6 separate regions of the Homo sapiens genome follow, and all the other regions are linked to region 4. A link is a contact called in ENCODE Hi-C or POLR2A ChIA-PET data. All regions are on one chromosome and are shown on one strand. Each heading gives the region's core, a stretch centred on a gene start or an enhancer-like site at or near the end of the contact. The rest is flanking DNA. Distances are from core to core; before and after follow the strand shown. Region 1 holds the start of MRPS26 (mitochondrial ribosomal protein S26). Region 2 holds the start of AP5S1 (adaptor related protein complex 5 subunit sigma 1). Region 3 holds the start of SPEF1 (sperm flagellar 1). Region 4 holds the start of ATRN (attractin). Region 5 holds the start of PANK2 (pantothenate kinase 2). Region 6 holds the start of FASTKD5 (FAST kinase domains 5).

What was found. A loop is a pair of places that touch in the nucleus more often than their neighbours do. ChIA-PET counts read pairs that join two places held with the same protein, here RNA polymerase II (POLR2A). Pooled maps may share reads with other maps.
Region 1: a loop to region 4 is called in a map of B cell, with 5 times the contacts of the local background. The contact joins the promoter of MRPS26 here to the promoter of ATRN in region 4. A Hi-C loop is called at or near these places in 1 of 168 maps with a recorded cell type or tissue (B cell), 1 of 37 single-sample maps with no recorded cell type and 11 of 50 pooled maps.
Region 2: a loop to region 4 is called in a pooled map, with 16 times the contacts of the local background. The contact joins the promoter of AP5S1 here to the promoter of ATRN in region 4. A Hi-C loop is called at or near these places in 2 of 37 single-sample maps with no recorded cell type and 8 of 50 pooled maps. POLR2A ChIA-PET finds 5 or more read pairs at or near these places in 1 of 52 experiments (activated B cell).
Region 3: a map of heart left ventricle shows a loop between it and region 4 (5-fold over the local background). The contact joins the promoter of SPEF1 here to the promoter of ATRN in region 4. A Hi-C loop is called at or near these places in 2 of 168 maps with a recorded cell type or tissue (CD8-positive, alpha-beta T cell and heart left ventricle) and 4 of 50 pooled maps.
Region 5: a map with no recorded cell type shows a loop between it and region 4 (8-fold over the local background). The contact joins the promoter of PANK2 here to the promoter of ATRN in region 4. A Hi-C loop is called at or near these places in 1 of 37 single-sample maps with no recorded cell type and 7 of 50 pooled maps. POLR2A ChIA-PET finds 5 or more read pairs at or near these places in 3 of 52 experiments (GM10248, K562 and PC-3).
Region 6: a pooled map shows a loop between it and region 4 (7-fold over the local background). The contact joins the promoter of FASTKD5 here to the promoter of ATRN in region 4. A Hi-C loop is called at or near these places in 2 of 37 single-sample maps with no recorded cell type and 10 of 50 pooled maps. POLR2A ChIA-PET finds 5 or more read pairs at or near these places in 1 of 52 experiments (MCF 10A).

Annotation. Positions count from the first base shown.
Region 1 is chr20:3,044,249-3,048,592 of GRCh38, forward strand. MRPS26 (mitochondrial ribosomal protein S26) reads left to right here and starts at 1,804. Exons shown (of 4, transcript NM_030811.4): 1 at 1,804-2,032; 2 at 2,125-2,271; 3 at 2,366-2,489; 4 at 3,487-4,002. The coding sequence starts at 1,821. The coding sequence ends at 3,621. It overlaps GNRH2 (gonadotropin releasing hormone 2), which reads left to right. Exons shown (of 4, transcript NM_178331.2): 2 at 160-320; 3 at 452-588; 4 at 1,438-1,499. The coding sequence starts at 167. The coding sequence ends at 1,488. RefSeq lists enhancers at 1,286-1,345, 2,686-2,745 and a silencer at 1,446-2,315.
Region 2 is chr20:3,817,705-3,822,253 of GRCh38, forward strand. AP5S1 (adaptor related protein complex 5 subunit sigma 1) reads left to right here and starts at 2,843. Exons shown (of 3, transcript NM_018347.3): 1 at 2,843-3,054; 2 at 4,398-4,549. The coding sequence starts at 4,414. RefSeq lists a silencer at 2,367-2,646 and enhancers at 2,643-3,346, 2,887-3,226.
Region 3 is chr20:3,779,993-3,784,461 of GRCh38, forward strand. SPEF1 (sperm flagellar 1) reads right to left here and starts at 1,456. Exons shown (of 7, transcript NM_015417.5): 1 at 1,187-1,456. The coding sequence starts at 1,295. CENPB (centromere protein B) reads right to left here. Exons shown (of 1, transcript NM_001810.6): 1 at 3,859-4,469. RefSeq lists enhancers at 1,350-1,644, 1,606-1,755.
Region 4 is chr20:3,468,336-3,472,749 of GRCh38, forward strand. ATRN (attractin) reads left to right here and starts at 2,683. Exons shown (of 29, transcript NM_139321.3): 1 at 2,683-3,182. The coding sequence starts at 2,773. RefSeq lists an enhancer at 2,270-2,409 and a silencer at 2,510-3,069.
Region 5 is chr20:3,886,996-3,891,481 of GRCh38, forward strand. It overlaps PANK2 (pantothenate kinase 2), which reads left to right and starts at 2,392. Exons shown (of 7, transcript NM_001386393.1): 1 at 2,392-2,733. The coding sequence starts at 2,436. PANK2-AS1 (PANK2 antisense RNA 1) reads right to left here and starts at 2,178. Exons shown (of 2, transcript XR_001754478.3): 1 at 1,744-2,178; 2 at 1-1,554. RefSeq lists an enhancer at 1,467-2,018 and silencers at 2,027-2,086, 2,277-2,776.
Region 6 is chr20:3,158,221-3,162,820 of GRCh38, forward strand. It overlaps FASTKD5 (FAST kinase domains 5), which reads right to left and starts at 1,645. Exons shown (of 2, transcript NM_021826.5): 1 at 1,546-1,645. It overlaps UBOX5 (U-box domain containing 5), which reads right to left and starts at 1,645. Exons shown (of 5, transcript NM_014948.4): 1 at 1,546-1,645. LZTS3 (leucine zipper tumor suppressor family member 3) reads right to left here. Exons shown (of 5, transcript NM_001365618.1): 5 at 4,397-4,600.

The sequences.
Region 1 (4,344 bases), core at 554-3,053, 420 kb before region 4:
CCCTGTATGCTTGGGATGAGGAGCGGTGGCAGAGAGGGAAGGGCATAAGGAGATACCAAAGCTGCCCCTGAGATGCCAGTTTTCCAAAGTGGCCCTGGAGGAAGTAGGGGGATGTGGGGGTGAGGTAAGTCTCCTTGAATGCTGTACCCTGTCCATTAGAGCAGCCATGGCCAGCTCCAGGCGAGGCCTCCTGCTCCTGCTGCTGCTGACTGCCCACCTTGGACCCTCAGAGGCTCAGCACTGGTCCCATGGCTGGTACCCTGGAGGAAAGCGAGCCCTCAGCTCAGCCCAGGATCCCCAGAATGCCCTTAGGCCCCCAGGTGGGTGTCTCCCAGCCTCATGGGGAGGAAGAAAGTGATGGCCGGGGGCTCCCCCACCCTCCTGGAGCCTGAGGTCGGGGTAGGGAGGACAGCATCAGTTCCCTTCTAAGGAAGGGCCCTGGACACTGCAGCAGGCAGCCCAGTCCAGACTGCCCATGGCCTCCCAAGTGATGCCCTGGCTCCCCTGGACGACAGCATGCCCTGGGAGGGCAGGACCACGGCCCAGTGGTCCCTTCACAGGAAGCGACACCTGGCACGGACACTGCTGGTGAGTAGGGTGAGAGGTCCCCAGCATCAAGACCAGCCACTGGTCATCAGAGGCCATTGTGGCTTAGGGTTGGGTGCTGGGAGGGTGGGGAGAATGAAACACCACTGAGATGCCCCCTGCCACAGCACCCCCAGCCATTTCTCAGTGCCCCTACTGCACACAGCAGGGTGCTGTCTGCTATCCTTCCTATTTCCCAGGAGGATTCTAGACAATTTACAAAGCACTTGGGTTAAAGACCAAAGTCACTAGTAGACTAGAAGGAGATAATTGTTCTATAAGACAGTGGTGGCCATGGGATCCCACAGGCATCCTGACAAGCCAATGACTGTCTTGAGGTGGACAGACCCCAGGCCAGTGGAAAGAGGTGAGGGATGCAACCTCACTCAAACAGACAACAGGGCCAAGAGGACCAGGTGGTGACTGACATGTGCACTAGGAACATCTCAGGGACTGCAGAGCTCCCCAAGACCATAGCAGAAGACAGGCGTGGGGAAATGGTTTGCTACTGTTTTGCAAATCAAACATTTACAGTGCATCAGGAGAGCCCGGTAACTAAAGAAGAAAGTGGTTAGTTCCTATGAGGCAATGTCTTACCGCCTGATTTGTGTGTATGTGCTGAGGTTTCTATGCGTCAGGCTTGTTTAGGGTGGACAAGAGGGCATGCCCAAGGGAGCTGGAGATCCCCACACTAGCTGGATCCTCAGGCTTCTACGGGAGGCGGGGGGCGTCCTGCTGTGGGAGGCCACATGGGGACTGGGGGGGACGAGAGGGGAGAGAACCAGGAAGATGGCAGCTCGGCGGTTACGAGACCAGTGTCCTGAGACATGACCGCCACCTCTCCCTCCGCAGACCGCAGCCCGAGAGCCCCGCCCCGCCCCGCCATCCTCCAATAAAGTGTGAGGTTCTCCGAAGCTGTTGCGTCGAGTTCTGTCCTTCGTCCCCTCCCTGTCTTCCCCGCTGAGACCCTTCCCTGCGTGGGGGCTGGAGGGACGCGGGTCCGGCCCCGCGGGCGGGAGTAACTAAGGGATGGCCCCGGGCCCTGGCGGGAAGGCCGGGCCAGAGCCTGGGGGCGGGATGCGGACGTCCGCAGGGTCGCCGCTTCGGTTCCAGAGGCCACACGGCCGGGCGGGGCGTGAGGGACAGCCCGAGGACTACAGGTCCCAAGGTTCCCCGCGCCGCTTCCGGGGCACGGTGGCGTCCCGGCACCGCGGCCGCAGTGAGGAGACTCGGCCATGCTACGCGCGCTGAGCCGCCTGGGCGCGGGGACCCCGTGCAGGCCCCGGGCCCCTCTGGTGCTGCCAGCGCGCGGCCGCAAGACCCGCCACGACCCGCTGGCCAAATCCAAGATCGAGCGAGTGAACATGCCGCCCGCGGTGGACCCTGCGGAGTTCTTCGTGCTGATGGAGCGTTACCAGCACTACCGCCAGACCGTGCGCGCCCTCAGGTGTGCGGCCGGGGGGAGGTGGCCGCCCGCGCGCGCTGGTGACGGTGGGAGTGGGCGGAGAGGGTGCTGATTCCTGGCGCGTCTGCACCCAGGATGGAGTTCGTGTCCGAGGTGCAGAGGAAGGTGCACGAGGCCCGAGCCGGGGTTCTGGCGGAGCGCAAGGCCCTGAAGGACGCCGCCGAGCACCGCGAGCTGATGGCCTGGAACCAGGCGGAGAACCGGCGGCTGCACGAGCTGCGGTGCGTGGGGCGGGAGGCGGGGCGGGGCGGCGCGGCCTGGCCGGCCTGGGAGAAGCCCGGGCCCCGCTCAGCCTCGGCCCTTTGACCCTCACAGGATAGCGAGGCTGCGGCAGGAGGAGCGGGAGCAGGAGCAGCGGCAGGCGTTGGAGCAGGCCCGCAAGGCCGAAGAGGTGCAGGCCTGGGCGCAGCGCAAGGAGCGGGAAGTGCTGCAGCTGCAGGTGGGCAACGTCTCCGGAGGGTGGGACTCCAGCCGGGGACGCGGCTTGCGGGGCACTGGGAATTCTGGGCACCGCGACGCGGGCGCTGGCTATGTGCAGAGACTTACAGTTGGCAGGTCCGGATTTGGAGAGGAGAGTGCCAGTCAGGCGCAAAGACCCGGAGGTGAGCGGAGTAATTGGACAGTGTTCAGGTACCTAGCAGGTCTGTGGGAGGGACCCTGCGTTCCACAAAGAGGTTGTATTTTGCATAACAGGTGATGAAGCCATGAAGGGTTAAGTATTTCAGGCTAGGATTAGCAGGTGTGCGACTTAAAAGCAGGGAGACCACTTAGGAGTAATGCAGTGAGAATGGATGAGGCTTGATTTAAAGTATAGAAGGGTGGCTGGGAGCGGTGGTTCACGCCTGTAATCCCAGTACTATGGGAGGCCGAAGCGGGCGTATCACTTGAGGTCGGGAGTTCGAGTCCAGCCTGGCCAAGCCCCGTCTCTCCTAAAAATACAAAAATTAGCCGGGCGTGGTGTGCGCCAGTAATCGCAGCTACTCGGGAGGCTGAGGCATGAGAATCGCTTGAACCCAGGAGGCAGAGGTTGCAGTGAGCCGAGATGGCGCCACTGCACTCCATCCTGGGCGACAGTGAGACTCCGTCTCAAAATAAATAAATAAATAAATAAATAAAGTAATGGGGGGAAGGATGAGTTAGAGTGATTCAGAGGGGACCACTGAGGGACGGATTTCACCTACCAGGACGTGAGATTTTCATAGCTGGCACTCGGGGCTATGGCTGAAGTGTCTGAGAAAAGAGGAACGTGGAAAAGCAACCTGATATCACTCCACTGGGAGGCCAGAGGGGCTCTCAAATAGGACCTGGGTTCCAGGCATGCTTCCCCAGGGAGAGCAGGAGCTGCTTTCTCAGTGGGGTGAGAGGCCAGCAGGCTGGGTGGGCTGGCTGGCATGTGCCCAAGGCTCCTGTTCAGCTGGGCTTTTCTCTCCCGATAGGAAGAGGTGAAAAACTTCATCACCCGAGAGAACCTGGAGGCACGGGTGGAAGCAGCATTGGACTCCCGGAAGAACTACAACTGGGCCATCACCAGAGAGGGGCTGGTGGTCAGGCCACAACGCAGGGACTCCTAGGGGCCCAGTAAGGACAGTGCCCGCCAGGGACCATGTATGTATCATGGCGGAAGAGTTGGCCCTGACCTGGAATAAAGCAGTTGGTGTTGCTTATGAGGAAGGTTCAGCCTTATCCAGCACAGCCTTCACGTTTTGCCCTCTGCTGTCACCACTTGGTCAGAAACTTCCAAACGCAGTGCCCTGTTCTGCCGGTGTGTACAGCCTCAGCGCACCAGGAGACCCTAGAGTGGTTTCCATCTCACAGAGAATCAGACAGGGCCACAGCCCCCTCAGGCAGCCAGGTCATCTGAGTATCATTAAGAGTAGTGATGGGAAGATTACAGTCTGAGGGCCAAACGTGCCTGCTTCCTGTTTTTGTAAATAAAGTTTTGTTGGAACACAGCCACACCCACTCATTGACTTCTTTTTACTACAGTGGCAAAGGTGAGTAGTTGCAACAGAGACCATATGAATCCCAAAGACTAAAATCTTTAACTTTTTACAGGAAAAGTGTAGTGATCTCTCATCTGGAGCTTTAGGACTCTAGCCTGTGTCACCCAGGACCTGAGCCACAAGCTAACCATTGGCCAGGCGCCTGCCTCTGCTCTATACTGTGCTTTGCTGGCCAGAGTCTGGTGTATCCAAGACCCAGAAGGCAAAGAGGAGACCCCATTTTTTTCTGGGTTCCACAAAGAGGTTGTATTTTGCCTTACAGGTAATGAAGCCATGAAGAATTAAATATTC
Region 2 (4,549 bases), core at 1,593-4,092, 350 kb after region 4:
TTCCACTGTACGAGTATACCACAATTTATCCATCATTCCATAACTGATGGATATTTGGGTAGTTTCCAGTTTGGGACAATTAAGAGTAAAGATACTGGCCAGGGGCGGTGGCTCATGCCTGTAATCCCAGCACTTTGGGAGGCCAAGGCGGGCAGGAGTTCATGAGGCCAGGAGTTCGAGACCAGCCTGGCCAACATGGCGAAACCCCGTCTCTAATGAAAATACAAAAATTAGACAGACGTGGTGGCAGGTGCCTGTAACCCCAGCTACTCGGGAGGCTAAGGCAGGAGAATCGCTTGAATCCAGGAGGCAAAGGTTGCAGTGAGCCGAGATCGTGCCACTGCACTCCAGCCTGGGTGACAAGAGCAAGACTCCATCTCAAAAAAAAAAAAAAAAAAAAAAAAAGAGCAAAGATACTATGAATATTCTATTTGTGTCTTTTGGTGAACAACAGCCCTTATTTCACTCAGGTACACATCAAGAGTGGCGCTGCTGGGTCATGGAGCAGTGAGGTCAGCATGAGTAGCCACTGCTGGGCTTGCTGTTTTAGATGATGTCTGAGCTAGCAGGCATAGACATTCCCAATGTACCCAGAACAGACTCTCAGAAGCATGGGTTGGACCCAGGAGAGCCCAGTGGCCAAGGAAAAGGGATCTCCCAGGGCACACCCACAAGCAGCCTCCAGCAAAACCATCAAGCAAAACCCCCACTCCCAGTAGGCTGAGGAAGCCCTCCATGCTGTCACCTCCATCTGGGTCTCCCACTGTCCTCTGGGAGTAGTAGCTCAAGCCAGCCTCCCACAGCTGTCTCCTCCACACACCTCACATGAGGCCAGCCCTCTAGTGGTCAGAAACTTGGTGTTGACTCACTGCCTGAGGAGTGGACAGAGGCTGGGAAACTGTGTTCCAGATGCCAGGTGGCCCCCAGCAACCAGAGCCCTCTCCTTGCTAGCTCTCTGCTGTAATCAGCTGGCAGACACCAGCCCTGGCTGAGAGCAATAGGGACTGGGGACCAGGAGCTGTGCCAACATCACTCCCCAGCCTCGTAGCTGAGGCCCCACAGTCTCTGGGCTTGCCGCAACACCTGCACACACATTTACGTGTTGTCACATGCTTTGGCCAGGCCCTGGCCACCTGCAGCTTCCCTTCAGTCACCTCCTAACCTATCCTGGGTCCTATGGCTTAAGGGGCCCAGAGTGCACTTTCTCAGGGGGTGCTGGCTCTAGGATCCCTGCCTGGGCCACCCTACCCTGTTCTCCTTTCTTGTCACCAAAGAGCGTGTTCAAGCCGGCTCCAGTCCTGTGTTGTGCATGGCCCTGGGGAGTGGAGATGGAAGCCATCAGCACTATTGGTGAGACCTGATTCACAGGGGTGCAAAGGCCGCAGCTGAATGCCAACGGGCAGCCTGAGCAGGAAGGCTTCCTCCCATTTTGTCTGAGTATATATCTACAAGGTCAATTAAAAGGACAGGAAAGGCCAGGCGTGGAGACTCACGCCTGTAATCCTAGCAATTTGTGGGGGAGAAGCGGGAGGATCACTTGAGCCCAGAGTTCAAGACCAGCCTGGGCAATACAGTGAGACGCTAACTCTACAAAAAAATTTAAAGTAGCTGGATGTGTTGCCTGCCTATAGTCCCAGCTACTTGGGGGGCTGAGGTAGGAGCATTGCTGATGGGAGCGGGCAGCGAGGCTGCAAAAAAAAAAAAAAAAAAAAAAAAAGCCGGGAAAGGGAATTCTAGGCTGGGGGAACAGTCAGTGGGGGAGGCTCCGAGGCACATTTGGGGGACAAGGCTGAAGCCATTCACATGCCAAGAGGTAAAGGAGGTGCAGCTTCATGGTCGCGGTGGGGGTGGTAGTGGTGGTGGTGGCTGGAGGAACACATGCAAGTCAGGCAGTGAGGCCCAGGCAGGCCTTGTGGGGCCCCCAAACACCAATGGGCCAAGCCTCCAAGTTGGGGCTTTTACGTAAGGCTCTATAGGGGTTAGCGCCAGAGTGCCCCTTTCAGGTTTAAGGTATAAACCTCTTCCCTGTTGTTTTGATGGCCTCCAGTCAAGAAGGGGGCTTGCTGGTCAGCCCTACTAAGCGTTCGCCCTGGGCGACACTCTACAAGGTTTTACTGGGGCCCAATGAAATTGACAGATCTGCCAGGGACACACACTGAGAGTCCAGAAGCAGCGTTCGAATCGTTCTGCGCCGAACCGAGTGACAGCATTAAACCGCTGCAGGAACCCACAAATTCAGAATCTGCGCAAAATACACATATTTGTATTTAAAATCCGCGCAAAATACCCATGTGCCTAAATACACATATTTCCCTCCAAAGTCATAATTTCCGGGGGTACAGCCCAGGAATGTACATTTGAACTGGTGCCCCAGTGATTCTCACGCATGTTGGCTAGATAAGAACTCAGCCGCAGCCCGTAGCTGCGCGGCCCGGCCTAGGTCCACCCGCCGCCCGTCCCGGAGCCTCCTAAGGCCGCAGGCGACGCGCCCCGCCCTCCGGGGACAACTAGGCCCCGGCCTTTTCCGCAGACTCCGCGCTCCGAGCCGCGGCGCCCCCTCGCGGCCGCCGGGGTCGGCAGCCTGGGGCTCCGCTGATCTAGGGCAACGAGCGGGGGACGCTTCGAGCCCGCAGCGAGAGTGACCAGCATGGTCCCTGCCGGCAGCTCGGGGCCGGAGGGTTTTGACTGCAAGGCCAGCCCACGCCGAGGGTCCAAGCATCGGGATATGCCGCCAGCACCTGGCTGCTGCAGCACCGCGCTGGACATGAGCGCTCCGCCCAACCCGACGGCGTCAGCTGGCGCGCGCGCCCGCGACCGACGTGCGCAGGCGCCCACGGGCCGCGCAGCCGCCATTGCTCTCCTGCCACGGAGGGGAGCGCTTGGTGGCAGTCCGCGGGCCCGGACGGAAGGCTGAGGCGACGCCTCGACGACAGCGGACCGGAGCTGCAGGGGCAACACATTCAGGGCGGGGTGCCCCATTTAGGCCTGGCTGACCGGAGTAAGAAACTACAACCCCCGAAGTGCCTTGCGCCTCAAGGTTACGGAGGCAGTGACGTAAGCTGTCTTGACCGCTACCATTTCTCTAGTAGAGGCGGGACGCGGCGGCGCGGAGTGATGACGCGCTCTGCTGGCGGCTGGAGGGTTGCGGAGGTCAGCAATTGGGTGCTGGGCTCCGGTTCTCGAAGTGCCTTTGCGAACCTGCTATTTTACCAGTTTAAACTGACGGTCTGTTTAGCCTTAGCTACAGATACCCACTGACTGTGTACCCGCCGCCTTTCAACCCCCGGGCCGGCCACTGAGCCAGCCAGATAACCATTACTATTATTTAGTTTCTATTTTGAAACAGTTTCAGGTAACTCCTGTATGCACTTGGATGAGATTCACAAGTTGTAACCTCATTTGCCCCATTTACCTTATTATTTCCTCTGTTTTTCTCTCTGCCTTTTTTCTTCCCTGGACCAAGTGAGTTAGTTGCAGATATGAAATCCTGTTTCCTCTATATTTAGAGGCCCATCCGTGTTTATTTTCTAAAAACAAGGACGAGCTCCTGCATTCAAAATCGGGTAACATTGGTCAAGACTTTTTCTGACCCATAGTCCATATTGAAATGTTTTTAAAGTTTTTATTAGTGTCCTAATAATGCCCTTTATGGAAATTATCCTTTTGTTTTTCTTTCTTTTTTTTTGAGACAAGAGTTTCCCTCTGTCGCCCAGGCTGAAGTGCAGTGGTGCGATCTCGGCTCACTGCAGCCTCCCCTCCCGGGTTCAAGCGATTCTGTGGCTTCAGCCTCTCAAGTAGCTGGGGTTACAACCATGCGCCACCATGCCCGGCTAATTTATTTTTAGTAGAGATGAGGTTTCACCATGTTGGCAGGCTGGTCTGGAACTCCTGACCTCAAGTGATCCGCCCACCTAGACCTCCCAAGGTGCTGGGATTACAGGCGTGAGTCACCACACCTGGCCCAAATTACCCTTTTCTTGGTCCAGGACCCGATCCAGGAGTACACGTCGCATTCAGCTATCTGGTCTCTTCAGTCTCCTTCGGTCTGGAGCAGCTCCTCAGGTTTTCCATGACCGCATGACCTTGACGCTTTTGAAGATACCTGTTGTTTTGTAGAACTAGGTTTAGGGTGGTCTGAGATTTTTTTTGTTTGTTTGTTTGTTTTTCTTTTTTCTTTTTTTTTTTTTTTAGTTTATGCCTATTCTGCTTATGTATGTCTGAGATTTTTTATCACTGGATTCTGTTATGTGATGTTGTTCAGATGCTGTTATTCAAAGTGTTCAGCCTCACTGGCCTCTGGATACACTCCCAGACACTGCCAGGTCAGCCCCTTCCTGTGGTCGCCTCTCCTGCTGGGGTTCACTCTCACCTTACCAATGTCTCTGGCTTCCCTGTAGCACCCACCCTGGAGCCATGGTCCACGCCTTCCTCATTCACACCTTGAGGGCCCCGAATACTGAGGACACGGGCCTTTGCCGAGTGCTGTACTCCTGCGTCTTCGGTGCTGAGAAGTCACCTGATGACCCACGGCCGCATGGTGCCGAGAGGG
Region 3 (4,469 bases), core at 206-2,705, 310 kb after region 4:
TCCCTTCCCCACTAATTTAGGAATGGGAATACTGAGTCTCTGGTCCTCCAGTAGAGAATGAGTCAGCCAGTGCAGGGGCTCACACCTGTAATCCCAACACTTTGGGAGGCTGAGGCGGGTAGATCACCTGAGGCCAGGAGTTCGAGACCAGCCTGGCCAACATGGTGAAACCCCATCTCTACTAAAAATACAAAAGTTAGCCAGGTGTGGTGGTGCATGTAAACCCAGCTACTTGGGTGGCTGAGGCAGAAGAATCGCTTGAACTCAGGAGGTGGAGGTTGCAGTGAGCTGAGATCATGCCACTGCACTCCAGCCTGGGCGACAAGAGTGAGACTCTGTCTCAAAAAAAAAAAAAAAAAAAAAAGAGAATGAGTCTCCAAGAGAAGCTTTCAGGAGCCCAGGGAATTCACATGGATGCATGATGCACACACACACACACACACACACACACACACACACTCCAACACCAAAGTTCCAGGAGAGTAAAAGACTCACGTAAGCAGAGACACATGTGATAAGATCCCCCTACACATAGATACATAGGGCAGAATGTGTAGACACATAGAACAAACACATGCTAGACACACATAGGCACACATGTAGAACACACATAGACAGAAGCACAAAAAGCCACATATGCACACAGCCTCCCCAAATATACAGATACAGAGATGCATAGAAGTACTTGACATGAAAAGATGACAGATAAGTATTTCTGTCATTGAGATCCCAGGAGACATTCCTAGAAACACAAACACCTTCACAATCACAAAGAAACACATGCACACAAGACCCCCCCAAATACAAGACTAAACATGTCAACACATATGAACACACACATGCTCAGACTCCCAGAAGACATAGAACACATAGCAATGAGTGAGCACATACAGAAATGCATAAATACATATGCAGACACATATCTTAATCATTAATGTCCCTGGAGGGAGTTAGAGGCACCCCCCCCAACATGCACACAGGATAGAACATGTAGACATACATATATGGACACACATCGTTCACACACAGATGCAAATAGAAAACAAGCACACACATCTAAAATTTGAAGTCCCAGGAGGCAGATTCCTCCCCACTCCCACAAGCACACAAACACAAAGAGTTTGCACAGAGACCCGTTACACACGAACATACAGGACAGAACATGCAGACACACAAGGGCACACACCTCCATCGCTAAAGTCCCGGGAGAGGTTTCGCTTGGGCCGGGACAGAGGGATGTTGTCTACCCACAGGTACAGCTGGTGCAGCGCCTCCTCGTCCACGCTGCTCGCCATTGGCGTCCTCACGGCCTGGCCGCCCCAGCGGTGCCGGGTCCCGCCCCAGCCTCACGACCCTTCAGGCGCTTCCTTTCTCGCCACTGCAGAAGCCCATAACTGCCTCTGCCTGCCTAATCCAGAGACTCACGTCCCAGCTGGGAGCGGCCATATTGTTTTCTGAAACCATGGAAACCATTCCCGACTCTCCTGGGTACAAAGACTTCTGGGAGTTGTAGTTTTATCCCCTCCCCGCTACCTCCTCTCAGGCCCGAGCTTTGAAAAGGCGGTTAGCTGCCCTTGTCTTCTTCCCAAGAAAGCATCACTTCTGTGCCCACGCCACCTAGTGACCAGCCACTCATCCATTTTGGGACCAGCCAAAGCCAACCAGGACCCCAGAATTCCTGCATCTGCACCCCTAGGGTGGGGATCCCCCTTCTTGGCCCTTCAGCCCTTTAGTCCCAAGTGAAGGGAGCACTCCAGTGTTGGTCAGCTTTATTTGGGGGTGCGTTGTTGATAATCTGCCACCCAAATGGATTGCGTGATACAACTGCTTCCTGCTTCGTCCCTCTCCAAAAACTCTATGCTCATGGGGCCATTGCCACTCGCCCTTCCCAGCAGTGTTCTAGTGGGGTATTTAATAGGTAACCCAGACTCCCAGGGAGAACACCAGAGTTCAAGGCCAGTACCTTGGCAGGTCATTTAACTTCTTAACTCTATTTCCTCCTTTGTGAAATGACGATGGTTCTCACTTATTTGTCCCAAACCCCTCATCACCCGTCAATGAGCTATTCTTCCATGGATTAGAAATTCATTTCAGGCAGGGCACAGTGGCTCATGCCTGTAATCCCAGCACTTTGGGAGGCCGAGGCGGGCAGATCACCTGAGGTCAGGAGTTCGAGACCAGCCTGGCCAACATGGCTTTCGCCCCGTCTCTACTGAAAATACAAAAAAAAGTTAGCCATGTGTGGTGGTGGATGCCTGTAATCCCAGCCACTGAGGAGGCTGAGGCAAGAGAATCGCTTGAACCCGGGAGTCAAAGGTTGGTGAGCCAAGATCATGCTATTGCACTCCAGCCTAGGCGACAGAGCGGGACTCCATCTCAAAAAAAAAAAAAAAAGAAAGAAAAGAAAAGAAAGAAACAAATTCATTGCAGTACCCATAAGGGGGTTAGGAATATGGGTCCCTCCTTAGTGAAGAGGTACTTCTAGAGTCAGGATGAGAAGAGAGTTTGACTAACGGCATGGCCTTGGGCACCTGACCGGACCGCTGCCTGGTTTCTCATGGCTTTACCTACCTTATAGGGGCTTTGTGAGCATCTAAAGCATTTAGCACAGAGCAGGGGCCCTATTAGTATCAGCTGGTACTATCATTAATGAGACAGTCTCAGTTCCAGCAAGAACTGTTCTTTTTCGCAGGAGACAAATGGAAGTAATTCGTCTTGTTGGAACCTGCGGTGAGGTAGCTGGGTTAAACAGGAGCACCTGGGCAAGCAGGCAATGCTCCTCCTGCTCACTCGAGAGCAGGTGGGGCTTCCTTGTGGCCTTCTGGTCTCCAACTCCAGGGCTCGGATTTCGGGAGGGAAGGTGGTGGCAAGGGGGATCCCAACTACTTTTTGTTGTCACTTCAAAGCCCTCAAGGCCTGGAGGGGATTCCTGAATGCCAGAAGTAGAGGCCAAGAGTGGAAGTCACCCCCATTTCTTGTTTTAAAGTCATATATAGTGGTCTTGATTTTCCATAAGGGGCCATAACCAGGGCAGGCCAGGGACAAGAGATGAACTGGATACTCCCCCATTAACATTCCCAGTGTTGGAGAGGAGAAACTTGGTGGTAAAGGTGGGCCGGGGATGGGAAGGAAACACAGAAGTGATGTGCCAGCCTCAGGTGAGGTGGGAAAACCGGTTTGGGGCCCAGAGCTGCCAGCCATGCTCAAGCCCAGGCCCTCCCTTGGTTGGAACTGCTGGGGCCTGAGGGCCTCAGTGAGGAGGGGTAGGGAGGGAGGGGCTGGCTCTGAAAGGAAAAAGGGTAGGATCAGCAAAGGGACCTGACCTCACCTTTGTACTGGGGGCCCCCTGGAAGGCACTGCACAGGGAGTTACCAACCATCCTCTGCCTCTTGGGGGTGCAACCTGTTCCTAGCAATTTCACCTTCCTCCTGCCACTGTGCCTAGAGGTGGCCACCAGGCTTGGATATGCCAATCACTGAAAGGCCTAAAGGGCTCCCTCTTAAGGCACCAAAGGTAAACCAAAGGGTGACCTATATGCCCCTCCAAACTCCAATCTGGACCCCAGAAGCTGCCCCAACACTCCTTTCTTTCTGTCCTGACCCCACTCCTGCAAAGGCCTTCAAACCAGCCTCGGTAGGCCTAGTCCCCACGTGCATATTGATTTGCCCCCAGAGACTGATGGCTCCCTCCTGCCCCAGCCAAGTGACCCCAAGCTTGAGGTCTCCTCCTGCCCCTCTTCCGGTCAGGGCAACCCTCTCAACACTTGCCTCCATGTCCCACCAGAGCAAGGACCAAAGAGAGCCAGGACGAATAAGTCCCCCAAGACAGACGCAAGCCCAGACCATGAAGGATGCACCCTTGGCTGTTAAAACGTTCACCCCCACAAAAGGGGAGTGGACAGATTTATTGAAATCAAACTGGGAAAGGAGCAGCTGGACGGCTGGACTCTGGGCCCAGCCCCAGGCCCCTCTGCCCAGGATGGGGCCCTGCCAGAGAGGGAGGAGAGGCATGGGGCCTGCAGCTGCCCACAAGGAAGCGCCCTTGGTTACTTCCACGGTGGGGGGCCTCTTGGAAACCTCCAATCTGGAAAGAAAACCAAGGGCCAAAGTCACATGGACAGGGCCAGAGAAAGGGACTGGGGAGGTGGAAAGCAGGCAGAAGCAGGCTCAGGAGCCCGCAGTGAGTTAAACTGTGCTTCTCAAGGCGGCCTGGGGGGTGGGGGTGGGGGCTGCCAGCCTTGCAGGGGGCCTAGGCTGGACCTTCTTCTGGAGCCCTTCCCAGAATGGCTTTGGGGTCCCCCCACCAAAGACCTGACGTGGATGGCAGAGGGGAGAGGCACTCTCCGGCCGGGAACCTCCAGGGCCCATCCCTGGCTGCTGCTGTGGTTAGTCCACTGAGGGCACGGTGTGGTAGCACCGGACAGCTCCCCACCCGCCCCACCTGGTCCCCTGAGCCCAGGGCCAAATGGG
Region 4 (4,414 bases), core at 1,433-3,932:
CAAACTCCTGGCCTCAGGTGATCCTCCCACCTTGGCCTCCCAAAGCACTGGGATTACAGGCATGAGCCACTGCACCCAGCGTGTTTGTTTTTTAAGGACAAAATAATTTGAGCATGTTTGAAAGCTAAGGAAAAAGAACCAGAGAAGAGAGTAGATTAAGGAAGTAAGAAAGAATGTTTGCTGCAGCAAGATTCTAAGGCTTCAGAGTAGCAATATCTAGTCTAGGGATTGCTGTTCTTCAGATGCACACCTTTTCTGTTATCCCTGAATGTTGGTAAAATCATGTGAAACTTCACAGTGTGGGTTCAGTCTTGCTGTGGGGAGGGAAGGGAAGGAAAGGGCTGGTTCACTTCTGGCCTGGAAGATTAGGGGGAGCAATGTCTCCTACAGCTAGGGCATGGCCTATGCCAGCCTCCCCATCTGATGGGGTCCTGCCAGAGGGTAGGGCCATGTCTTCAATTTCAAAATCCTACATGGCAAAAACATAACCTGCAAACCAGAATGTCAGTGCTAGGGCCTAGGCCGAACAATAGTTTTCCTGTAGGAATGGGGAGTATGTGTGGATGTAGAGCTGGGGGTAAGGCTTTTGTGCAATTCAGCTTCACCAGGCTTGAAGAAGATGCAGTGAGGACAGTCAGGACCTGAGTATGAGAGTGGGACCTGGGTATGAGTGTGGAAATCCATCTTAGAACCTTAAAATTCCATACTCTGAGGTAAAGCTGAGAGGCTCCACAGGTCTATGAGGGTTTTTCTTTGTTTCCCAGGGACTGTAAGGTGCCCAGATTCTGAGGTAGGTGCCATAGGAATATTCCTCATAGCACAAGCATTATGTCGGACAATGTTCTGCTTATCTATTACTGAGTAACAAACCTCTCTAAAACTTAGAGGCTTAAAATAACATAAATCATAATTTATGAAAAATTATAAATAATTCATCACTTAAGGGTTAAATGATAAATGAGTTATTTCTTAGGATTTTGGATAAGTCACAGTTAGGAAAGACCTGTTACTGTTGTAGGTAACATGGAACAGCCCAGACGGTTGGAATAACCCAACCCAGATAGCTTCTTCACTCAATGACTGATCCCTTAGCTAGGATGGCTCCACCAGCTGAGCGGCCCAGCTCTCCCTCTCCAAGTCCAAGTGGTCTCTGCACATGGTTTCTCTCCAGCAAGGTGGCTAACGGGGTGCAGCTCATGACCACCAACAGCTCAAAATCAAGGCTGCCAGGTCTTTTTTTTTTTTTGAGACAGAGTCTCGCTCTGTCCCCCAGGCTGGAGTGCAGTGGCGCGATCACGACTCTCTGCAACCTCTGCCTCCTGGATTCAAGCGACTCTCCTGAGTAGCTGGGATTACAGGTGTGTGCCACCACGCCCGGCTAATTTTTGTATTTTTTGTAGAGACAGGGTTTCACCACGTCGATCAGGGTGGTCTCGAACTTCTGACCTCGTGATCTGCCCGCCTCGGCCTCCCAAGGTGCTGGGATTACAGACGTGAGCCACCGTGCCCGGCCAAGGCTGCCAGGTCTTTTTTAAGCTCAGAGCTAGAAACAAGACATTGCTACTCCTACCAACTTCTTCTATTGGTGAAATTGAGTCATGGTTTCTCATGGTCTCAATCATGACCCAGCCCAGATTCCAGGGTCAAGGACCATAAAAGGCTACATTGATGGAAGACATGTCTCATTGAGGGACACCAGAGTAACAACTACCAGACAAGAAGGGGCAGGTCTGTGTGAGCGCCATTTCCTAATTCTATATTGCCCACTCTTCAGAGAAGATGGTTGGAGGGCAAATTGTGGGGAGCAAGGTAACTCCAAACTTTTACAGAATTAAAGGTAGGGGGTCTGGTCAGCTACAGTCCATCTGTTATCAAGAGGCCTGGCTGTGTGTCTTCATTCAGTTTATTAGGCATTTACTGAGCACAGCCTACATGCCAGGTTCTTCATTTTTTGACACAGGGTCTTGTGTTGCCCAGGCTGGAGTGCAGTGCTGCGACTGCGGCTCACTGCAGCCTTGACCTCTCCAGACTCAAGCGATCCTCCTGCCTCAGCCTCTGGAGTAGCTGGGGATACAGGCGCGCACCACCATGCTCGGCTAATTTTTGTATTTTTAGTAGAGACAGTGTCTCACCCTGTTGGCCAGGCTGGTCTCGGATCCCAGAGATCAAGTGATCCGCCTGCCTCAGTTTCCCAAAGTGCTGGGATTACAGGCGTAAGCCTCCGCGCCCGGCCTATGCCAGGTTCTACATGTGTTCTTTCTTGACTCTTGTGTTACAGAGGCTCGAATGAAGCCTGGCTTCTACAGTACCGCACCCAGCACCTCGCTGCGATGCAGCCTCCTGTACCCTTTCCGTCCGGCAGCTGGAGTTAGGGCAGAGTGCCGGGTCTCTAGGAGGGCAACACTCAACGCAGTCGGCTCCTAGGCATCCAGTGGGGCTGCAACCCCGCCGCCGGGGACGAAAGGCGAAGGGGGAAAACTAGAGCTTTCGCCGGCCGGGACAGCGCAGCCGGGTTTCAGCTCGTTCTACGGTCCACGTCAGAAGATCGCCTCCGGCGCCGCGGACGCCGGAGACCACTGTCTGCGCCCCCGCACGCACGCACCCACGTACTCGCGCACGCGCGCGCCGGCCCCGCCCACCGCCCCGCTGTGGCCCCTTTGGACCGCACGAGCCACCGTCCGCACAGCCCCGCCCCGCACGGCCAGGCGAAGCGGAGCCGGCCGTGCGGTGTGTGTGTATGTGTTCGCGGGGCGCCGTCTCAGCCCCGGGAAGATGGTGGCTGCAGCGGCGGCAACTGAGGCAAGGCTGAGGAGGAGGACGGCGGCGACGGCAGCGCTCGCGGGCAGGAGCGGCGGGCCGCACTGGGACTGGGACGTGACCAGGGCTGGGAGGCCGGGGCTGGGGGCCGGGCTGCGCCTCCCGCGGCTGCTGTCTCCACCGCTGCGGCCACGGCTGCTGCTGCTGCTGTTGTTGCTCTCGCCGCCGCTGCTGCTGCTGCTGCTGCCCTGTGAGGCCGAGGCCGCGGCGGCGGCGGCGGCGGTGTCGGGCTCAGCCGCAGCCGAGGCCAAGGAATGTGACCGGCCCTGTGTCAACGGCGGTCGCTGCAACCCTGGCACCGGCCAGTGCGTCTGCCCCGCCGGCTGGGTGGGCGAGCAATGCCAGCACTGCGGGGGCCGCTTCAGGTGAGTGGCGGGTGGTGTCGGAGGGTCGGGTCCAACCAGAGGCTGGGGCTGAGGGGCGTTCGAGACGGCTCCAGGTCAGAGGGAGATGCTGGACAGAAAGTGGAGAGGGTAGGGCCGCCCTATGGGGTTTGAGGGCCATTTGCTTCCGGGGAGATCATCGTCTCTGGCCTGGGGTCTTTCTCTGTTGGAAGGTGAAAAGGTGTGGGGCAAGGGTGGGGGCACCCCGACGGTATTTGGGTGCTTAGGTTAGTTAGATGGGAAGAATGCTGAGGGACCCAAAGAGCATCAAAGCCGATCGCTCTAAAACTCGGCGTGTTTCAGCTAAACGAGGTATCCAAGGAAAGGTGGTCGAGCCAGGTTTGCTTGAACACTTCCTTTTAACATCCACATGTGCCCTAGGACCCGATGAGTTCCCCGATGCACTGGAGATGTGGGGTGCTCTGAAGAAACAGGGCCCTGGAAATGCTTTGTTGGCTGGAGATAAAAGGGAAAGGGTAGCATTGTAAGATATTAGGGATAGAAGGACCAGTGGTCCTTCTAAAGGAAAGTGAGGAAACTAGCCTTTTGGCAAAAGCTCCCTGGAGGTGGCAAATTGGAATAGGGTCTGTGGTGAAGAGGGAATGGAAGGAGATTCCTATTTGCCTTGGTTTCTGGACAATATGAAGTTCTGAATTGGCTTAGTTTGGGGCAGTTCCTCTTGGAGAAATCAATAAATTAATTAGCAGTTATCGTTATTTGCTTCAGTTGTGCAATGATTTTCCAGATAATACAGACAGATTAGCCAGACTTTGGCCTTGTCCACAGGGAGTTTGGAATATAGCAAGAGAAAGATAATGTGCGCACATAACCCTAGTCATAAGGGTTACAGAGTCATTCACGCCTTTGACAGGTATTTAGCTTACTGAACACATGTCTGATGTGGGGGAGTGGGGAAATGTGAACAAGACAGACAGGGCCTCTGCTCTCATTGACCTTAACATTCTAGTGGGAGCAACAGGCACTTAACAAGTAAATAAATGAGAGAAATAAACATGGTAATTTCAGGTAATGGTAAATGCTATCAAGAAAATAAAAACAGCGTGGTCTGATAGAGAATTATAACCGGTGGTGACTCTTGGAGAGGGTTCTCATTTGAAATGACATTTGATCTGAGACCTGAATGAGGCAACAGGGAACTTGTGGGAATTCAGGGATGGAGAGGTTGTGGCTAGCTGGAGGGATGCAAGGAGGAC
Region 5 (4,486 bases), core at 1,142-3,641, 420 kb after region 4:
GTGCAGTGGTGCAATCTCAGCTCACTGCAACCTCTGCATCCCAGGTTCAAGCAGTTCTTCTGCCTCAGCTTCTGGAGTAAGTGGGATTACAGGCACGCACCACTACGCCCAGCTAAGTTTTGTATTTTTAGTAGAGACAGGGTTTCACCATGTTGGGCCAGGCTGGTCTGAAACTCCTGACCTCCAGTGATCCGCCCGCCTCAGCCTCCCAAAGTGCTTGGATTACAGGCATGAGCCACTGTGCCTGGCCTAATTTTTTTTATTTTTTATTTTTTGTAGAAGTGGTCTCGAACTTGTGGTGTGCCTTCTTATTTATTTATTCATTTTTTTTTAGAGACGGAGTCTCACTGTCTCCCAGGCTGGAGTGCAGTGGCACGATCTCGGCTCACTGCAACCTCCGCCTACCGGATTCAAGTGACTCTCCTGCCTCAGCCTCCCAAGTAGCTGGGATTACAGGTGCCCACCACCACGCCCAACTAATTTTTGTGTTTGTTTTTTTTAGTAGAGACGGGGTTTCCCTGTGTTGGCCAGGCTGGTCTCGGACTCCTGACCTTGTGATTCGCACGCCTCGGCCTCCCAAAGTGCTGGGATTACAGGAGTTGAGCCACTGCGCCCGGCCGCTTTCTTTTGGTTATCATAAGGCGGGCAGTAGCTGAACTTCTCAGGAGTCCAAGCTCTGTCATTCTTTAGGCTTTGTGCTTCTGGATAAGTTACCTCATCATCCAAATGTTACTGCAAGGACTAAGTGAGATGTAGAGGCAGTGGGCAAATTGTGTAAAAATACTACTGTTTCAAGTGTTTTGATGTTGGAGTTCATCTTGCCAGCCAAGGGATGATGATACTTTGATTCTTCAGGATGATCAGAGCTCAGACTTGGACGGAAGCTCCCTCAGGTCAAGGAGGACCACATTTTTTGGGGGGTGGAGAGAGGAGGCAGAAAGAGAGGCAATGTCAGGCACTGAGATTTAGAAGAGTAGCTATAGCTGTTTTTGGTTCTTGTAGATCCGTCTGTGTTGGCTTCCTACAGGAGCTAGAATTTTCAGAGCTAGTCCTACAGTGAGGGGAGCTAACGTGGAGTGGGCGTGAGAATTCTATTCAGCAAGCACAAGCGAAGCTCAACCTTTTTGTTCAGCCTGCTACAACCAATCATTATGGGAGAGGGGAATAAGGATCACTGCCCAAGGGGCATTAGGATCACTGCCCAGTGGGCATTACAGTCTCCCCAGGGAGGCACTCTTTTTTATTTTTTATTTTTTTTGAGACGGAGTTTCGCTCTTGTTGCACAATGTTGGGTCACTGCAGCCTCCGCCACCCGGGTTCAAGCAATTTTCCTGCCTCAGCTTCCCAAGTAGCTGGGATTATAGGCATGGGCCACCACGCCCCGCTAATACGGAGGCACTTTTAATTAGCCCACAGTCCAGTGAAATTTGACGGAGTGAGGAAGTGACCTCAGAGTACAGAACGGGATGGGATCCTTCCGGGCTTGGGCAGCCTTTGGTAGTGGGGATGCTTGGAAGGGTCAGGGTCTCAGTCCTGGAGGTGACCAATTTTTCTCTCCAAAAGAGAAAGGAAGATGATTAAAAAAAAAATCCATGCTCCAAAGCGGCAGCCAAATCCTTCTATGGCCCCCAATGCATCACCCAGAAAGGGGCTCCAGACTCTCCTGCAAAAGGCCAACTCTACTTCCCGGCTCCCACTTCCCCTCCTTCGCCACAGGAGGGTGGCGAAGGATTTATAACCCACCTCTTTCTTTCAGTTGCCATGGAGACAAGCCCCAGTCCTTTCATTCCTTCTGGTACCTCTCTCTCCAACGCAGGCGGAAAGGAGGCGGCTTAGCCCAAACATGCTGGGGGAGGGGCTGGCGGCCTCGACGGCAGCTGCGGAACTAGGCCGAGGGACAAAGGCTAAGGTCAGCCGCGGTTCAAGCCCTTTCGTCTGCCGACGACCAGCGGCCAGACGCTGCGGGAGCACTGCTGGGCTGGAGGAGGGCTCGAGCTGCGAGGACGGCACGGAGCAGCGGGGTGGGACTCGGGGTCGCCCCAGGAGAGTTCCGCGGCCCGGGGGGGCAGAGGCATGCACAAGTGGGGGGCGGAAGGAGGGGGTGGATGAGGAGGCTCGGGCCCTTCCACCCACGCGTCCATTGGGCGGCGCCGCCATCACTCTCTTCTGGGCTACACCGCCTTCTCTTCCTCCGCGGAACCCGGATCCCCTCCTCCACCACCCTCTCCCCGCCCCGTCACGATAGCCTCTCATTGGACGGAGGCACGGTCAATCCTCCTCGAGTTAGGGAGCCGACTGGACGCGAGGCCTTTGGGCCGTCCCCAGCCTCGTCGGATTGGCTTCCTGCGCGTTGGCGCAACGGAAGAGGCGGCCGGCCGAGGGCGCGCCTCTGCTCTGGCTGGACTGCCGCGGAGGAGGCGAGAAGGAATCCGACGCTGGGGGGCTTGCTCGGGCGGCAGCGACTGCTGCTGCGGATGGGAGGGGGCCGGCTCGGCGCGCCCATGGAGCGCCACGGCAGGGCTTCCGCCACCTCCGTCTCGTCGGCTGGGGAGCAGGCGGCCGGGGACCCCGAAGGGCGGCGGCAGGAGCCACTGCGGCGCCGGGCGAGCAGCGCGTCGGTGCCCGCGGTCGGGGCCTCGGCTGAGGGCACGAGGCGGGATCGACTGGGCTCTTACAGCGGCCCCACCTCGGTCTCCCGCCAGCGCGTCGAAAGCCTGAGGAAAAAGCGGCCGCGTAAGTGTTCCGTGGGGCGCCCTCCCGGCCCGCCCTGCCCCCCCTTCCGGCCCACCCTGTCCCCTTCCGGCCCCGCCGCCGTTTTTCCCGCGCGCGGACACTGTCCCCGCACGGTGGTCCCTCGTTGGTGCGTGGCCTGACATCCGGCTGGAGGCCTCGGGTGCTCCGAAAGCGGTACCTTCGGGGGCCCCCCCGCACCCATTGGTATGCACTTCCCGCTTGTTGGAGTGGAGGGCTTTTCCCCAGGACCTGTCCTCCCTTTTCTTAGCTCCTTGGGCATTCTCTTCCTGAGGGTCACATGATTTTATCCTCGAGAAGGCTTCTTTTGACTCATTTCCACCTCCTTTCCTCCCAAATCCTTTGAATCCCCAATGTTTGTTTTCCGTGGGTTTCCAAAGAGCTGCTCTCTAATACTTTAAGTCCCTTTTATTCGTCAATTTCGGGCTTACTGGAAAATGGTGAACTGCCCCTTGAGTTGCACCAGGCCTGAAACTGTATTCCGTGCACCTCTAAGGTGGCTGCCCTTCTTCTCGTGAGAATCCAGGTCATCTCTCACCCACATATCCCCTCCGTTTTCCTTCTGTCTATTTGCAGGTACTCACGATTCAGAACTGTGGCATTCTGGGCATTAAGGCTCTTTGTTTTGAGGGGAAACAACATCTTTCTGAATTTTGCCTTGGGAGTTGCATACGCTCCTCCCAGAGAATCCGTTTCCCCATTTTATTAGGTTTCTTTTTCTGTGTTGTGTATTTTCTCCCCTTTACAAGTCTTCAATTCAGGACCGCTGCCTGGCAGCCATTGCTGCTGTTGAAAGTATCAATTGTCCTGATACTGTAATATGAGCTTTACAGTGTGATGCCATTTTACATATGGTTGGACTTTTTGGTGGGTGTTGCCAGATTCCTATTTCAGGAAATTGACTTGTTTAAATGCAGATTGTGAGAGGGAGGGAAAATGGCAAGATGTGAGATTTTTATTGAATAGTCTTCTACCTTAGCCCAGTCACCCAACTGCTTTTTTGAATCTTCTCTGATATGGATGATTAAATGTAGTTCTATTTTGCTGTGAAAAGTTTGGGAGTTTTCAGTTCTTTTGTCTTTTTCCATCTTCTTGCAACAGATTTGGAAAACAGATTCTTAACCTGTGCCATTTTCAGAGTCAGTCACCTAGTTTTGTTTTATTTGAGAAGCACCTGAGTTTGAAGCAATGCAAAATATGAGATCCTTCATGGTTTTGTATTACATCGTTGGAAATGGATGTAAATTCCAAAGATTCAGCAAATAAGAGTATAGCCATTAGCCACAAGGGTTTTTTTGGTTTGTTTTTTGTTTTTTACTTTGAGACAGCGTCTTGTTCTGTTGCCCAGGCTGAAGTGCAGTGGCATGATCATGGCTCATTGTGGCCTTAACCTCCTGGGCTCAAGCCATCCTCCTGCTTCAACCTCCTGCATTGCTGGGACTAAAGGCACGTGCCACTATGCCAGGCTAATTTTTCAATTTTTATTTTTTTAAATAGAGATGGGATCTCTTATGTTGCCCAGGCTGGTCTTGAATTCCTCCTGGTCTCAAGCGATCTTCCCACTTCGGCCTCCCAAAGTGCTGGGATATAGACGGGAGCCATTGTGCCCGACCTGGCAGTCGTCTACTAAGAGCTTTGGTAACTCATTAGCCTCGTGGCTCTGAGGTAGGTGGTAGTATTCCATTTTACAGATGAGAAAACTGGGACACGTTTGCCCGGTCAAATGGCTAGTGCG
Region 6 (4,600 bases), core at 395-2,894, 310 kb before region 4:
TCGGCCTCCCAAAGTGCTGGGATTACAGGCATGAGCCACCGCACCTGACCTTAGAATTATTTTATATCAAAGTTGACTTATTCACATGATGAATGGCAAGGCCTTATTAGGGACTAAAAAAATAAACCAATGGATGGGGAAGAAAATCATACTGACTAATAAACATTAGACCTGCATAACTGCCAAAGGCCTCACTTTTTAAGTTATGTTATGCAGCACAGAGTCTTCAGATTTTATTTACTTATTTATTTATTTATTTATTCATTTATTTGAGACGGACTCTCGCTCTCTCGCCCAGGCTGGAGTGCAGTGGCGCGATCTCGGCTCACTGCACACTCCGCCTCCCGGGGTTCACGCCACGCTCCTGCCTCAGCCTCCAGAGTAGCTGGGACTACAGGCGCCCGCCACCACGCCCAGCTATTTTTTTGTATTTTTAGTAGAGACGGGGTTTCACCATATTAGCCAAGATGGTCTCGATCTCCTGACCTCGTGATCCGCCCGCCTTGACCTCCCAAAGTGCTGGGATTACAGGCGTGAGCCACTGTGTCCGGCCCAGATTTTATTTTAGTCTACCAGGTAGTAGCAAACTATCCAAGGACTTGCCCAGGACCATTCAGGTCAGTGAGCTACAGAATCTAGTTCTGGAAAGGCAGCCATTCTTACTATTCACAAAGTGTAGAAAACGTGAATTCAGATTCCAGCAGCAACAAATGACTGGAGCACAAAACGCCAGCCACAGTTGGTGCTAACGCAGCTGGCTATCAGCTCCACAGGATGAAGCACTGTCCAAGGGTCTGATCAGTGAAGCATCACCCAAGACTGATGAACACAGCTGATATGAGGGGACCCAAAGTTCCCTGAGTCAAGACAGAAGAGCTGTGTCACGGTTTGCACAGAAAGAGAAAGAGCAACTATTCTTACCCACGGAAAGAAAAAGGGAGAAGGCCATCAATACTACCCTTAGGCTTGTGCAACGAGAAACTGCTAAAAATGGGGGGAAGGTATATATCCTATCATACTGATGTTTACCGAAGACTCCGCATCCCAAATGCTAAGCAACATACTGTAGGGCCTTGCTACTCAGTGTGTGGTCTGCGTGCCAGAGGCTTCAGCCTCGTCTGGAATCTAGTTAGGAACACAGTTATCTCAGAACCCACCCCAGTCCTACAGAATCAGAATCTCTAAGCGATTCGCAGGCACATCAAAGTGTGATGAGAGGCGCGGCAGAATATCTGACTACATTCTCTTAACAGCACCGTGAGACAAGTACTGTTACGATCTCCATTTCACAGAGGAAAAAAAATCAAGGGTCAGATAAGCCCCCTGCCAAAGATCACAAACTCAGGAGCGGCGAGAGTCACTGAAGTTCTCACCACAGCCAGGCCTGCGAGAGGCACTGGCAACCCAGGCCAAGAGCTGAACAAGGCCTCGATGCGCTCCAGCTCTGGGCCGGCCGGGAGGACAGGAGGCACAGGCCAAGGCCCAGGACGGTCGTGAACGCGGAAAGAGGCCGCCGCGACCTCCTCCCCGGCCGCCGCCACTCACCTGATCCTCCCGAAGGTGGGCGCCGCAACACCAAACCGGGGACGCCGCGGGCGGCGGCGACACAGATACTGGCTCCTCCGGCGACTCCGAGCCTCACAGCCCCACTTCCGGCCAACTGCCCGCTACTTCCGCCTGCTGCGCGAGTGACGGATGCGGCCGAGGCTCAAAAGACTCTGTCAGCGTTTCCCAAGGACATTTTCCACTGGAGGACGTTGTTGAGGAGGCAGGGGGAGTCTAGGACCTGCAGAGGGAAAACACCTTCCTGGATGGATCGCTCTGGAAGTCATTAAGCAGCTTAGTCCCGGCGCGGTGGCTCACGCCTGTAATCCCAGTACTTTGGGAGGCCAAGGCGGGCGGATCACCTGAGTTCAGGAGTTCGAGACCAGCCTGGCTAACGTGGTGAAACCCCCGTCTCTACTAAAAATACAAAAATTAGCCGGGCGTGGTGGCGCACGCCTATAATCCAGCTATTCAGGAAGCGGAAGCAGGAGAGTCGCTTGAACCCGGGAGGCGGAGGTTGCAGTGAGCCGATATCTCGCCACTGTACTCCAGTCTGGGCACCCCTGTACTCCAGCTCTGGGACACAGAGCGAGACTCCATCTAAAAAAAAAAAAAAAAAAAAAAAAGTAAGTAGCTTAGACACATGTTCAAATCTGAGGACCACCACTCAGGGTTTTATGGCCTTGGAGAAGTCACATAAATTCATTCTTGTTATATTATTATTATTATTTTCATAGAGACGGGGATGGCAGTGTCTTCCTATGTTGCCCAGGCTAGTCTCGAACTCCTGGGCTCATGCAATACTGCCGCCTCAGCCTCCGAAAGTACTGGGATTACAGGTATGAGCCATCGCACCCGGCCCACATAAATTCTCTAAGCCTGTACAGTGAGAAAAACAATACATTTTTTTTTTTTTTGAGACAAAGTCTTGCCCCATTGCCCAGGCTGGGGTGCAATGGTGCAATCATGGCTCACTGCAGCCTCAACCTCCTGGGTTCAAGTGATCCTCCTGCCTCAGCCTCCTGAGTAGCTAAGACCACAGGCATGCACCACCACACCTGTCTAATTTTAACAATGCATTGGTCGGGTGTGGTGGCTCACACCTGTAATCCCCGGTGTTGGAGACCGGCCTGGCCAACATGGTGAAACCTCGTCTCTACTAAAAATACAAAAAAAAATTAGCGGGGCATGGTGGCGTGCACCTGTAACCCCAGCTACTTGGGAGGCTAAGGCAGGAGAATCACTTGAACGCAGGAGGTAGAGGTTGCAGTGAGCCGAGATTGCACCACTGCACTCCAGCCGGGGCAACAGTGAGACTCCATCTTTTTTTTTTTTTAATGCATTTATAATAGAGATGTATCTGTAAAGTGCTCTCAGGAAAAGAGCTAGTGACATGATGGATAGATGAGCCTGCTGAGAGAAATGGATGTGGAGCTGGGGCTTAGCGAGGCCAGAGCTATGGAGCATGAGCCAGGGTGATTCTCCACCACCCTAAGAAGGAGGGCTGGGTCCTACTGGGTACATATATTGACACAGCTGTCAGTATAGGTACCTAGACAAGAAAGAGACTCTACTAAACCTCTACCTATCAGAAAGTCCTGGCCCCAGGCTGCCATTCCTGAGGGCACTTGAGATCTGCTGATCAGGGTCTTCATATCTTGTCAATGCCTTGGCTCTAAGGGGTGTGAAGGAGAGCTGAGAAATCATGCTCCCTCCAGGGCCTATCTTGTAGGGAAGACAAAATCAATGTAGGAAGAACACGTCCCTGCCAGGAGGGGCAAGCCTGACATCCCAACTCCTGAGCTCTGGAGACAGCGCTGTTTGAATATCTGGAGCCCCAGACCACAGACACCACTGCTTAGGGAGGGTTCTCTCCCTCAGGCCAGACCAGGGCAAACACTATTCATTGTTATGACTCTGTCCTTGCCAGTAGAACCCAGAGAAAGCAGAGAGCCTGCCCCCAAGGAATGAACCATGTTTGTTCCTAGGCAGCCATGACAATCCTGTTTCTCTTTGTAATACTCAAATTCCCATTCTCCCTTGAAGTGGGAGGAGCATGTGGCTCAGTTCTGGCCAACAGGACTTAAAGGGAAGGGTCCTGGGAGGGCTCTGGGAAAGCTTTTACTTTTCATGATAAAGTAGGGCCGCCTCAATGTCTTCATGGAGCTGTGGCAGCCACTTTGTGGTAAGGAGGGAACAACATGCCAAGGATGGAACAGTGGGAGGATGAAAATCTAGGTCCCCGAGGATCCAACAACCATGACACCACCTCCGGATTTCTTGTCAGGTTGGGGAAAAATAAACCACTCTTTGAGGTCCTTTGATTACTTACAGCAGAGTGCATTCTTGATTGTGTGCTTTGAGAGGATGACAGAGGAACTGTTGTAAAGGGAAGCTCTCTGCTGTGCAGCACGCTTGGGTCCCTTTTGCCTTTGGGGCTTCGCCATTAATTGCAAACCTGTTCCCAGTCTTCACTTCTATCCATTCAGCCCGCAAACATCTACCAGTTGCTGTAAGGTGGCTTAGGCGACTGCAGGCTGCATCTAGCTGTCCTGCGTCACCTGTTTTCTGGCTAGCAGCTTAGTGTCCAGATTCTGAGCTGGAGCCAGCTTTTAACCCCTTTGGCAACAGTCTGAGCTGAAGAGAAAGCCCCACTGGGCATATACATGGCACCACGACTCTTCCCGGGCAACGTGGCAGAACTTGGGCTTTGGGCCAACCTCCTAGCACGGCCCAGTGAGCACCTCCAGTCTCATGCCTCCTCTGGGAAATCTGTTTACTCCAGCTTTGCCCCCATCCCCCACCCGGGCCTCACCTCCCGCACCTGCAAAGACACAAGCAGGCCAAAGAATACCACTCAAGAGGCTTTTTCCGTTTTATTTCTTTGGGAAAGGAAAACAAAAAGTCTTTCCATCACATATGGTAGAGATATATATTTATATATATTTATATATAATTTCTTTTGTGGTTGGACGTCCCAAAGCTGAGTCTGTTCATATTTTTTTCTATTTTTTTCTTACTAATGCCTTCTCTTCTCCCTGCCCCTGTGGCCTAG